Regions from separate parts of the Homo sapiens genome. Here region 1 is linked to region 2. A link is a loop called in an ENCODE intact Hi-C map of the cell type or tissue named here. Cell type or tissue: Calu3. All regions are shown on one strand. Each heading gives the region's core, and the rest is flanking DNA. Links, peaks and the distances in the headings are about the cores only.

What was found. Hi-C counts contacts between places; a loop is a spot of excess contacts. Peaks named below come from ENCODE experiments on the same cell type or tissue, not always from the same donor. Only the 100,000 strongest peaks of a DNase experiment are listed, where the experiment ranks them.
Region 1: a loop joins it to region 2, with 1.8 times the contacts of the local background. A loop is called at or near these places in 1 of 110 quality-filtered maps.

Annotation. Positions count from the first base shown.
Region 1 is chr5:156,690,832-156,694,831 of GRCh38, reverse strand. The region is part of intron 7 of SGCD (sarcoglycan delta); the gene reads right to left. Among named protein-coding and RNA genes, the nearest start is that of PPP1R2B, 160 kb to the left of the region's middle. In Calu3, for the core only: no CTCF peak of the experiment used is centred there; no DNase peak of the experiment used is centred there.
Region 2 is chr5:156,794,483-156,803,175 of GRCh38, reverse strand. No RefSeq gene overlaps it. Among named protein-coding and RNA genes, the nearest start is that of PPP1R2B, 51 kb to the left of the region's middle. RefSeq lists enhancers at 220-1,111, 4,510-5,011. In Calu3, for the core only: no CTCF peak of the experiment used is centred there; a DNase peak (open chromatin) is centred at 3,835.

The sequences.
Region 1 (4,000 bases), core at 1-4,000, 110 kb after region 2:
TTTAAGTCAGCTGGCATAAAGATGACACATTCCTTTTTTCTCAGTGGGAAAACCAGACGGGCCTAATTAAAAAAATGTATCATATCAATCTTCAATTATGTCGCAGTGGGGAGGAGAATAATGTAGTCTAAAAGTCTTTAGGTCTTGGAGAATGATGTTTTAATTAAATAAACACATTTTTATTTTTGTATTTAGGAAATAGCTTTAAAAACAAAGTACCAGGGTCTGGTTTTAAGAGGAAAGGCTGAAGAATAAAAACTTCTGTTAATAATATCTTGTTTCCCCTTACTTGTATACAGTGGGTGCAATTTCTGCTCTATTTCTCTGACAGGGTTAGTGTGAAAAGCAAACAATATTTAGAAAAAAAAATTAAAAATTGTAAAGCACTATACAGACAGACAATGATAAAGCAAGTGGCCAGAATAATCGAGTTGGCTATTGTTCAGATTTGAATGTCAATGCCCAAGAAGTTTAAAGGAACTGTCAGTGAATGCTGAATACCAAGGCAAAGAGAAGGCAGAGGAGATGTACTTAAACAGAATCCAACAAGCTCACCTCAACTCCCAGATCCAGGAGTCAGCACTTCCTCTGGAAATTACAGTGACCTGGGTGAGAAGGTGAGTTCTGCAGTTTAGACGCCAAAGCTCCCACTGCTGGAAAACTTTAATTAGACAATGTATTGCAGCCTTAGCTACTGGAGATGTTATATTTTACCAGACAACCATAGAACCTCTTAGAGTTCAAAAAATCCAGGTTGCAATTGCAGATGTCTCCAGGGCCCAGGCAGGGAATGTAAGAGTGAAATACATCACAAGTCATTGCAAGTACAATGATAAAGGGCACCTGACTGTCAGCCTGTGTCAGGGAAACAATAAGAAGTAATGAAGAATGGGGAGAATAATAGGCTACCCATCCTCTCTGAGGGTAGAAGCTCTATTAGAAGATCCCCGATTCTTACCATGTAAAAGGAGGGTCCAGGAAAGATAGAAAATCCTTCAATTTCTAAGTATTGGCAGCTAATTCCAATTAGAAAACCAAAACCAAACTACAATCCATATGTTAAACACCTACAGACTGTCAACTGCAATTTGTGATACAATCTACCCTTCTGATTTTACTGAGAAAACAAGACCATAGAAAAGTGACTAGCTCAGGAGCAACCAGACAATTAGAGGTCAGTTCCTTCTGCCTCTAAACAATTTCCTTTTCATCACTACACTATGTTGAACAGATGTATTGATGTCCCCAACATTTTAAATATTTAACATAAAATGGGTATCTGCACCCTAATATTCCTAAAGAGTATTTTCTCATATTCATTTTCACCTTCTCAACTATTTCTCAAGATAAAAATTAAACGATTGTGAAAGAGCATAAAGAAGGTATAGAGGTCAGTTCATGTAGTTCTTTTCTGAAGTCTGGGGATGAAGGAGGCACTGGTCTCCTTCTCTATAGGCAGTCAGAGCATGTGCCCTATCTCTCTGACAGGGTCAGTGAGAAAAGCAAATGATTAATGAAAAACAAATATTAGCTCTAAACTTACTTGTTTCCCTCCATGTCTCTCTTCAAGGTTTTTGTCAGACATATCTGAACTTTGTGTAGCTATTGGACTCTAGTTTCAAACACAGCTTGAGTAGAAAAAGTAAAATCTACCAAATGGAACATCAGAAAGTTATAAGTTCTGGTTGAATATGGCTAAGGAAGTTTAGGTGTATTGGAAGCCATGTTTTATTAAAACAGTACATTATTCTGTGATTTTTCCTCTTTCGGGCTGAGTGACCTCAGATTCACTGCTTAGTACATGTGCCTCAGTTTGTCTTGTGATAGCAGTGTCTTACAGGGCTCTGAGGAGGATAAAAGGAGGTGACTGTGCTGTGTATAGTGTCTGGCACACGGTTAGTGCATAATAATTGCAAGCTGAGCCTGAGGATTTTGCATACTTCCAAGTACATACACTAAATTTTGTCTACAAACTTGTACATACAAATTGCAGGCTAATTAGGTTACAATGCAGTTGATTTCTAAAACAAATCATTAATTTTTAGACCCTTTCTAAAATATAACCTATCTCAGTCTGATTTCCTCTTAATATTACACACTAAAAAACACTTAGCAATTTAAAAGCATTTATTTTATAACAACCAAGGCACGTTAGGCAGTTAGCCACTGGTCAGAAAAACAGTTTGTGAATGCTATGATGTCTGTGATTTGCTTCTAAACAATATAGAGATGGAAAAATGAAATAACAATTGGCTGTGAGTTGATAATTGTTGAAGCTGGGTGATAGGTACATAGAGGTTCATTATACCATTGTCTCTTTTGTATATGTTTAAAATTTTCTATAATAAAAGGTTAAAAATAAACAGCCTCATGTATAGCAGAGTTAGATCTTCAGCTGGCGCAAAATCTAATTTGTTTCTCCCCACTCCATCATGCTGCTGATGCAGGAATGGCAGATATCTAGCACTTGTGCCATATCTCCCCACGCTGTCACCCATGGCAGACATTAATAGTCAATCACGATACTCCTCATCTCAGGACTTCAGGCAACTACTGTCAATTGATAGGAATTGTTAGATGAGAAGAAAACTCTTCATTCTCATTGTCTTATAAATGAGGAAGGTCATTATTGTACTTAACTGCATTTTCTTTAAGTACTTTGTAGAGTCTTGAGATGATTAATGCTTAGGATTGTAAATACTGTTATTTCAGGAAATTGGGATTTATGTGGGAATTTGTTTTTTACTGTGAACTTCTAATTTGATTTTTATGTGAAAATGAAAGTTACCTAGTCACAAGTTGAAAGTCTAGCATATTAATATCAGTTCCACACATCAAAATTTCCTTTTCATCATGATATATTAAGAGCTTCTCCTTTTACATTCTAACAGTTCATATAATTTTGATGTGTATTTTTCTCTGATTTGCATTATTGATTTGGATAATGAAGAACAGATGAAACTTGGTGCTAATATACATACATTTTATACTTTTATTCATGTTCAGCAAATCTAGCATATGCAGATATTCAGCACATGCTAATTCGGTTGCTGGGGTCCATAATATTCCAATCTAGGGGTTGGTAAACTATGGCCCATCGGCCAAATCTGATCTGTCATCTGTTTTTGCATGGCATGCAAACTAAGCATGGGCTTTACATTTTTTAATGGTTAAAATTAAAAGAATACTTCATGACATGAAAATTTTGAAATTCTGATTATCACTGTCCATAAATACAGTTTTATTGGAACACAGCCACATCCACTTTTTTAGGTATTTTCTGTGGCTGCTTTTGAACTACAATGGCAGGGTTGAGTAATTATGTCACAAACTGTATGGTCCACTGAACCTAAAATATTACTATTACAGAAAAAATTTATTGACCCTTATTTTAGTTCACCTCTGCACAAGGGAGCTTTTTGCAATGCAAGTGCTCTACATTTGTGTGGTCCAGTATAGCAGCCACATAGCTATTGAGTCTCGCACTATGGCCAGCATGCCTGAGGAACTGAATTTTTATTAATTGTAATTAATTTAAATAGCCACATGTACCTAGTAGACAATGCAGTTCTAGTTTGTCTATAATGGAAGTTTGGGTCTCTCTCTTTTTTTTTTTTTTTTTTTTGAGACAGAGTCTCGCTCTGTTGCCCAGACTGGAGTGCAGTGGCACAATCTCGGCTCACTGCAACCTCCACTTCCTAGGTTCAAGCGATTGTCCTGCCCCAGCCTCCCAAGTAGCTGGAATTACAGGCACCCACCACCACTCTTGGCTAATTTTTGTATTTTTAGTAGAGACAGGGTTTCACCATGTTGGCCAGGTTGGTCTTGAACTCCTGACCTCAAGCAATCCACCCACCTTGGACTCCCATAGTGCTGGGATTACAGGAGTAAGCCATTGCACCCGGCTCTGGATCTCATTTTGACTTTCAAAGACTACAGTATCCTTGCCATCTCCTTAACCATCTGACTTTAACAGTCATCCTATTTTTTCCCATACAAC
Region 2 (8,693 bases), core at 1,828-5,827:
GTACCTGGTTTAGTTTTTACTGTGTAAAAACTGTAGAATCGTCCTCAAAGAAGGTATAAATTTGAAGATATGTCTTTCCTCCTCCTTAACACCTCCCTCTTCTTGGCTGAACAAGTGGGAGAAAAGATGTTTTTGGAAGAATTTAATTTAACTACAGGAATACCATTTAAACGGGAAAGTGTTCTCCCCCTCTTCACAATGACCCTTTATCAGGATTTCATTTGGCTTCCCTTTGTTTTAGAGAAGAAAATTAATAAACGTTTTGGATGCAATCTTAAGCTAAGGTCGGCAGCAGCTGCTGTGCACTTGTTTAAAATATCTATTTTCTTACACTCGTTTCTGACCCTTCTGAATCCTGTTATCAGTGCCTGCACATTTTTGGTAACTGATTGTCATTACATTGTAAGGATGCTGCCCGGATGATTGCTCCTCAACCAGAGATGTCAGCCAGCTGAAACATACCAGGAGACAACAAAGGACATTCCTGACTTGGGGAAAAATGGAGCAGGAGAAATTTACATGTGTTTGACATTTATATTCTTTTGAGTAGCTTTTGTCTCTTTGAAAATTCCCTGAACTTACTACTCAAGCAGAAGAATAGAATCTAAATGCAAGGGAGAAAAGAAAGTCTGCTTTGAAGATGGGGAGTAAGATGACGAATTAGAGGTTCGTCTTTTTCTTTTAAGGCCTTTTTTGGTTATGGAAAAGGACAGAATTGTAAAATTAACAAGATCACAATAACTTTAGTTCCTGATGTATTGGGGAATAGTTCTATTAAAAGCATAATGTATTTAAAGGCTTGTCATACCAATGTTTCCTAGTAGCCTCTTTCTACCTCTCCTTTGTATCAAAGAGTGCGAGCCCAGGTGTTTTTTGTATTATCGATTACATGTAAAGAGAATGCCTTGAAATGTTACTTATGTATGGAGGTCTCTGTGTTGGAACAATAGAGGTTTATTTGCATGCTGAACTTCTGATCTCAAAGGTGGAATTTCACATAAGACTGATGATAAGCCCAAGTGATTAAACCCCAGAGGCATCACTAGTGCCCTGTCTCAATCTTTATTTTACTTCTTAATAAATGCAGAACTCATCGGTTGGTACATACTCTGGAAAGCAAGATTAACAGAATCTTATTTTCTAATAAAGGGTTGGCAGACATGGGGTGATGCTTTTAGATTAATACACTGAACGCAATTTATGGTGCCAGAGGTACTTTCATCTACGTAAAAGCAGTGGTACCTTCTTCCATTATCTAAGACCTTCAACATCTGGGTTAAAAATGCATTACCTGGATTTATGCTATTTATATAGTTAAAGCAGCTAGTTTCTAAATTTTTTAGACAGTCCCAATCCTTTTTCCCCTCAGTTTTCTTTGGGAGCCCACTACATAAAAGATAATTTTTTAAAAGAGAGATTCTGGTTGATGCAAGGCAGCAAGAGGACAGAGGTCCTATTGCATTCCCCTTTTTTCCTGACAAAGTCTCTCTGCTGCATCTCAACACAATTCATGGGATACAGGAAACAGAGCTGACAAAACACTAGCCTAAGGAAGCCAATGAGACATGTGCATTATTAGAAAAGGGTTGCAGTGACCAGACAGGACCCTTACAGGCTAATTAAAGCAGTGCCATCACTGGGAGGAGCAGGCTTTCCTGTTCTTTTCCAAAATCGTTTTTCAAAAAAATAGGATTGTTTTGGAATTTTGTCATTTCCCTAGGATGTTTCTAGAGACTGAAAGAGGTGGCTAGGAATCATATGAATATTTTTCTGTTTTCTTTTCTTTCAAAATGGCTTCATGTAATTTCTCTCCCATTTTAGCCATCTATATACAGTGTGAAAGGAAAATAAAATATCAGGACCCTAAATTCACTATGCCAAAGGGAAAAGTTAAGCTTGGAAGCTGAGTCACAAAAATACCCAAAAACCTGCCATTCCTTTTGTTCCTAAACTGATAGCTACAGATAGAAGGCCACGTGTCTCCACAGGGGGCCCCCCTCACACTGACAATGTAAATGAACAGCTTGTCTTCACAAATATGGAACAAGGGGAGACTAGAAATTGTCCCTCCCGTCCCAAGATGAATACGTATTTGACTGCATCCTCTACTGTTTATCTTATGTAAAAATTCAGACTTACTGAGTATGAGATGAATACATAATTGTTTCTTCTACCCCCTCCTTTTCATGTGCAACATATGGGCTAAGTAAGCCAAATCAAAGCCTCACAAGAATGTGACTATAGCCTTCCCCCTTTTTTTCTTTCCGCTTTCCCCTCCTGCTTGCTTTTCCCCTTTAAATATTGAAGTCTTCAAAATCCTCTCTGGAAAAAGAACAGGCTACAGATTCTACTGTGGCTTGTGTCTTTTTCCCAGGCACATCCTCAACCTTGGCAAAATAAACCTCCACAATGATGGAGATTTGCCTCAGTCATTTTCTTTGATGTACAGCAGTCATCACTAACAGGTATATTTGGTCTCCTGTGAATTTATGTGAGTTTTAATCTGGGCTCCATGCAGTACAAAAGATACAGATGACTGGTATGAAATCCATTTCTAATGTAAAATGGAAAACTTTGTTTCTAGCTTATGAAATCTATGGCAGTGGGTGGGAGGCTGCCGAAGAGATGAGGATTCCTGAAGAACATCAAAGTTAGGCCTGTCTCTAGAATTTGAGACTGATCATTAGGTATTGTCCTAAGGAAATTAGATTTTTTTTGAATTTGAAATGACAGACACTGGCTTCAGCGAAAGGAATTTATTGGTTCACATAACTGAAAAGTCTGTGAGTAGGGCAATCCTCAAAATTCATAAAGTCACCTGCCCTCTTACTCTTGCTTTCTGTGCAATGTTTCTCTATATGGGCTAGCCCCGGTTTTTGCTTCTTCAGATTAGATTCATTCTTGCATCAGGTACAGGGAAAGGTATGGACAGTGGCACTGCTGCAACAGTTTTAGGCTTTACCCAAGCCGATTTAGGAACCCAAGAAACAAAAGAGACAGTTTCTTTCTTTTTTTTTTTTTATTCATATGGCCCAGAACACTGTTTTATTTATTTTTATTTATTTATTTATTTTTATTTTTATTATACTTTAAGTTTGAGGGTACATGTGCACAATGTGCAGGTTAGTTACGTATGGATACATGTGCCATGTTGGTGTGCTGCACCCATTAACTCATCATTTAACATTAGGTATGTCTCCTAATGCTATCCCAAAAGAGACAGTTTCTTTCTCTAGCTTCAAATTACAAAATCCTAAAGAAGGATTCTCTTGACTAGTTTGGGTCACATCCCAAATGTAAGGTCAATCAGTGGTCAAGGGGCATGGAGATACTATATTTACTTCTGTATCTCAATCAATATTCCTAATATTTACCTCAGTTCCCTCAGCCGAGTCTATTCTAGCTGTCATTTAAGAATGCTACGTGAGCCTGGGCACTATAGCTCATGCCTGTAATCCCAGTACTTTGGGAGGCTGAGGCAGGAGGATCATTTGAGCCCAGGAGTTTGAGACCAGCCTAGGCAACATGATGAGACCCTGTCTCTATAAAACATACAAACAAAAGTGAGATGCTGTCTTTATTAAAAAAACAAAACAAAACAAACAAACAAAAAAAACAGAAAAGAATGCTACATGACTGTAAGAATCTCTGAAAGAATACCAGTATTTTCATGGAACCCTCCAGAGGCTCCACTCAGAGGTTTTGGCAATAAAGACACAGTAGCTACTTGGGATTGATGTGGCTCTACCAGGAAGAATGAGAAAACGAAAGCAAACAAGGTGTCTGAATGGAATTAAACAATGAGTATAGTCTTTCCACAACTCAATAACTCAGAAAGGGCAAATTCCACCCTTCCCATGCAGTTTGCAGACTTCAGACATCATACTGCTCTTTTCTGCAAAGTCCAGACATGGCCTCAGAATCCTTTCAAAATAGCCCTCTAGGAACTCAATATTGGTAGGCAAAATAAGCTTATTTAGCATCCCTGGCATACTCAGGAGTCCCCATACTTCATCCTTTTCTCTTGTTCCTCTCCAACATTCCAGAACCTTGGGGACATCTTTGACATTCTAAAGACCGGTGGATTTAAATTGCCTAGTAGGGTCTATATGGGTATGTTTAAATCACAGGATGCTGCTCTACTTGTTTTTGTTCCATTTAAAAGAATAAGGCAATTGACTAATGCAAAACACAGGATGATGAAGCAAAAAAGAAGTTTTGGAGTGTTTTACCTCTCATTTTCTTCTAAAATCCACTTTTATAATGCTCTTAACTTGATGGCTGGCACATTTTTATTGATGTCAAGAAATAAGCCATCCCCCCACGCCACACACAGATTACTACTCTTCACATTATTGTAACTTTATTATTCTACCGTCTTCATCATTATGAATTTACTCTTCCAAGTGAAGGCAATTAAAATATTTTAGCCCACAAATGTATTTCTTTGACATATTTTGACATGGCTGCCACTTGGCCAGCAAACAGAAGTGGCCTTGCAAAGTTGTCTTTTTTTTTTTTTTTTTTTTTTAATTGTATTTTAAGTTCTGGGATACATGTGCAGGACATGCAAGTTTGTTCCATAGGTAAACATGTGCCATGGTGGTTTGCTGCACCCATCAACCCATCACCTAGGTATTAAGTCCCACATGTACTAGCTATTTATCCTGATGCTCTTCCTGCCCCTGCTGCCACCACCCCCCTACTGCCCCCAGCCACACCCAAGCTGTTGAAACTGGGGAAAATGTGTATCTGTAGAGAATCTCTGTGCCCCCTCCCCTTTCCAGGGGAGGCTTTATCTACATAACAAGGCCACCTTTGCTAGCCAAGCCTTTCCCTTTGTCTGTGTCCTAACCTGTCTTGCCACTAAACGTGTTTCAGGCCTTGCTCTGAGTGTAAACTCTTTACTGTGGTCTCAGGGTGGTATATAAGTTTCTGTAACTCATTGGAAAATTGGGTCTTCATTCTGAAGGCCACCATGTATATATATTAAATAAACATGTTATGTCTTTTCTCCTATTAATCAACCTCATGCCAGTGAATTTTCAGTGAACCTTTAGGGGGCCAAGACCCAATGACCCCCACACAGGAAATGCTTGCCCAAGAAAATAAATATTATAAATAATATTGTATTATTAATAATATAACACCACTCTGTTAAGGTGGTGTTCTTCCTTCCCTAGTAAGAAGAAACTCAGCTTTGTCCTATAAGTTGTTTGGATGATATATTAGAATAGTCAGTATTTGACAATGTCAATAGCTACTTGGCTAGTATTTAAGTCCAGCATGTATTAGGTGACTTCTATTGTAAAGAACTTAGAACTTCAGTCAAAGGAGCTCAAGAAAAAAAAAAAAAAAAAAAAAAAGGCACAGCTCTTGTTCTCCAAATCCTCACAAACTAAGAGAGATGTATGAGGCAAATAAGTGCCATAATAAAGTAATATTAACAGGTAGTTTGAGAGAAGAAATTAATTCCAACCAGGACATTTCAGAAGCCTTCTTGGAGGTGGTATGTTTAAACTTTGCACTGAAGTTTGGCCAATATGTCCAAAGGGGAATGAAGTCAGGGAGAACAATCTAGACTGAGGATACAATAGCATGAGTCGGGGCAATGAAGTAGAAAAAGCAGGAATGCATCTCGAAAACTCAAGTAGGCATGTGCTAGTATGAATAGTGACAAATGAGGCTGAAAAGTTAGATATAGATCAAAGTTTTACATACTTGGAATGCCAGAAAAGAGTTCCAAGTCATTTTATGCAATGAGAATGTATGGAAGATTTTTGAGCTCATTCTCTACTTCCTCAGTCTCCCTGTTCTTTTCTTTCCTTCTTTTCTATCTCTCAGGCTGTCTGCTTCTGTTCCTTGCTGTCTCTCTTTTCTTCCCGTTTTCCACAACCTGCAATCCCTCAATCCCTCTTTCCTTTCTCCCTCACCCACTCCTTTTCCCTTAATCGAATATCTTCCTGATTATCTTTCCCATCTCTTTGGCTTGCAACCTTTTATTCCCTTTTGTACTTTCCTTCCCTCTTTCATCTTCTCTCCACAGTTTGCGCTTGCTCCAGCTCTTGCACTTCATCCTACTTGCTAGTTATCCCCCTACTATTAGAAGTCTTGCTCCTATTGTCCCCTGTTCGCTTGCTTGTTGCCTGAGGCTCCTGGCCCTGCCCAGGGCCTCCTTTCTCTCTTCACTCAGTCTTTCTCAAACACTCCCCTTCTATACTTCTATATGTGCTTTGTCTTCATTATTGTTTTTTTTTTTTTTTTTTTTCAAAGAGTTACTTGACAATCCTTATTTTTTTCTACTGCAGCAAGTCTTTCTCTTTGTGACTAGGATGATGGCACCTTATTTTCAGCCATATGACCCAAAGGCAAAGGCCCTTTTCCTGCAGCTCCAAGCTGAAAAATCCCATGGAAAGACTCTAGTTAGCCAGCCTTGGCATAACTGTCTGCCCCTGTATTAATCATGGTGGCCAGGAGAATGGGTACTGACAGTAGCAAGGCTTTGTACCCATGCACAAGTCTATGGCTGGCAGCTTTTCCAGAGCCACAGAGACTAGGGAAGAGATGATTCCCAAGTCAGTAATGCTGGATAGACCAGGAACAGTTGATGTTCACTTTGTGATTATTATAGTTTCATTTTGCACATGAGGAAACAGACTCAAGATATTGACCCTCCCTATCACAAACACCCTGATTGAAACTGACTTAAAATTCATTTCTTAACTTCCATATGATGTCTTCATTCTCTTATTAATTTTAAATGAAGTGTCTTTGCACTGAAGTGTGCTGCTGCTTCTGTATTACAAATGTAGCAAATGATTTTGGGGGAGCATTTGAATTATGGTAGCTGATCTGGTCTGCTCTTTCCATTTTCTCTCTCTCTCTCTCTCTCTCTCTCTCTCTCTCATTCTCCTTGTCTCTTCCTCTATTTTTCTTTTCTTTCTTCCTCTTTCCTCCTAAGAGGATAGCTGAGGGGAAGAAACACAACTAATTCTTTTTTTATTTTTTTTTTGAGGTAGAGTCTTACTCTATCGGCTAGGCTGGAGTGCAGTGGTATGGAACTCGGCTCACTATGCAACCTCTGCCTCCCGGGTTCGAGTGATTCTCCTGCCTCAGCCCCGAGTACCTAGGATTACAGGTGTGTGCCACCACGCTCAGCTAATTTTTGTATTTTTGGTAGAGTTGGGATTTTGCCATGTTGGCCAGGCCAGTCTTGAACTGCTGACCTCAGGTGATCTGCCCATCTTGGCCCCCAAAATGCTGAGATTACAGGTGTGAGCCACCGTGCTCGTCCACAACCCATTCTTCATTTGATTCTTTAGTATGCATTTTCTTCTTCTTTACAAATATAACATCCTAACATTTCCAAGTGCTGATTTCTTAATACTGAAGTACCTGCTTGCCAGGCTGCCAGAGTCCAGCTGGGTAGCCTGGTGAGAGACTTTATAATGATCAGACCAGAGCATGATTCTCTTCAACAGAACAGGGAGTGATGCCACAGGCTGTGCATTCTAATGTCTAAATAAGCAGAATATCTTATTTTTTATCAAGATTAAAACTTTAAGCAGACTCAGCGTGTGTCAAAACAGAATGGAAAGCATTAGTTAAGTTCTAAGACAGAGAAAAGTGCCTTTGGTAAACTACAATTTGTTTTTACGTTAGAGAAGAGGTGCATTGCTCTTTTCCATTTTAATGTGTCTTTAATAGATTTATTTCTAAATTGAATAGGAATATATGTGCACACTTTGAAAGTTTGGGAAAGTATGTAACGGTACAGAGAAAAAGGAGAGAAAAACGCTGAGTGAGAGATGTTTCTTGCCTTTCCACCCCCATTGACATTTTTACATGATTCAAAAAATGGTGCTGTTTTAATTTTGCATCATGTTTTCCAGTTAGTTTTTTATAAAAAATTGCAAGATTTGCTACTGTTCTATGTCATCCATGCAGTCAGAAAACATGATTTTTAATTACTGAATAAAATATATGATTGTACCATGATTTATTATTTCCCTGATGCTCAGTTTGTTATGGTTTTCAGCCTTTTCTCAATGATAAGCTGCTAAACCTGGCATATTCTTTCTGTGTGCTTTTTATTTCTCCCTGACTTCCTTGACATGCATGTATAGGAGGCATAAAGTTCGTAATGCAATTCTGTAAGAAATGTTTTAAAAATGTTACTTCAATAAATCTAGTTTCAACTACGAGGTTCTGTTCCTTTAAGGTAGACAGGAAATATGCTCTCAATCATAATTGGAGCCCTTTAAGTCTCCAAGGTAGCCCCAGAAGTACAAAGCTCATGCTCCTGTCATCTGGTAACAGGGGAGGGTGAGTATGGAGAGACAACTGATACTGGGAAGCATTGTTTTCAAAAAAAAGAAAAGTACTTTTATGAAACACTACAAACTTTTCTGTAAAGTTCAGAGGTTTATGTAACAAACAGGCACCTAGACTTAAAGTTATTTTGTGATGGTTGCTTTAGATATTTTGTTTAAGAAGTTTAAGAAAACAAACCATACTAATACAGTTGAAGCTCACAATTTATCCCTTCCTAGAAGTAACTGCAATTTTAACATTGCTGAGAATTATTTCTATTCATATTTTTATACTTTTAAAAACACAGGTATTCATAAAGAATAATTAGTATTCTTTCTGTATATGAAATGTGTATTTCAGCATTGTCATGTTGTAGATAT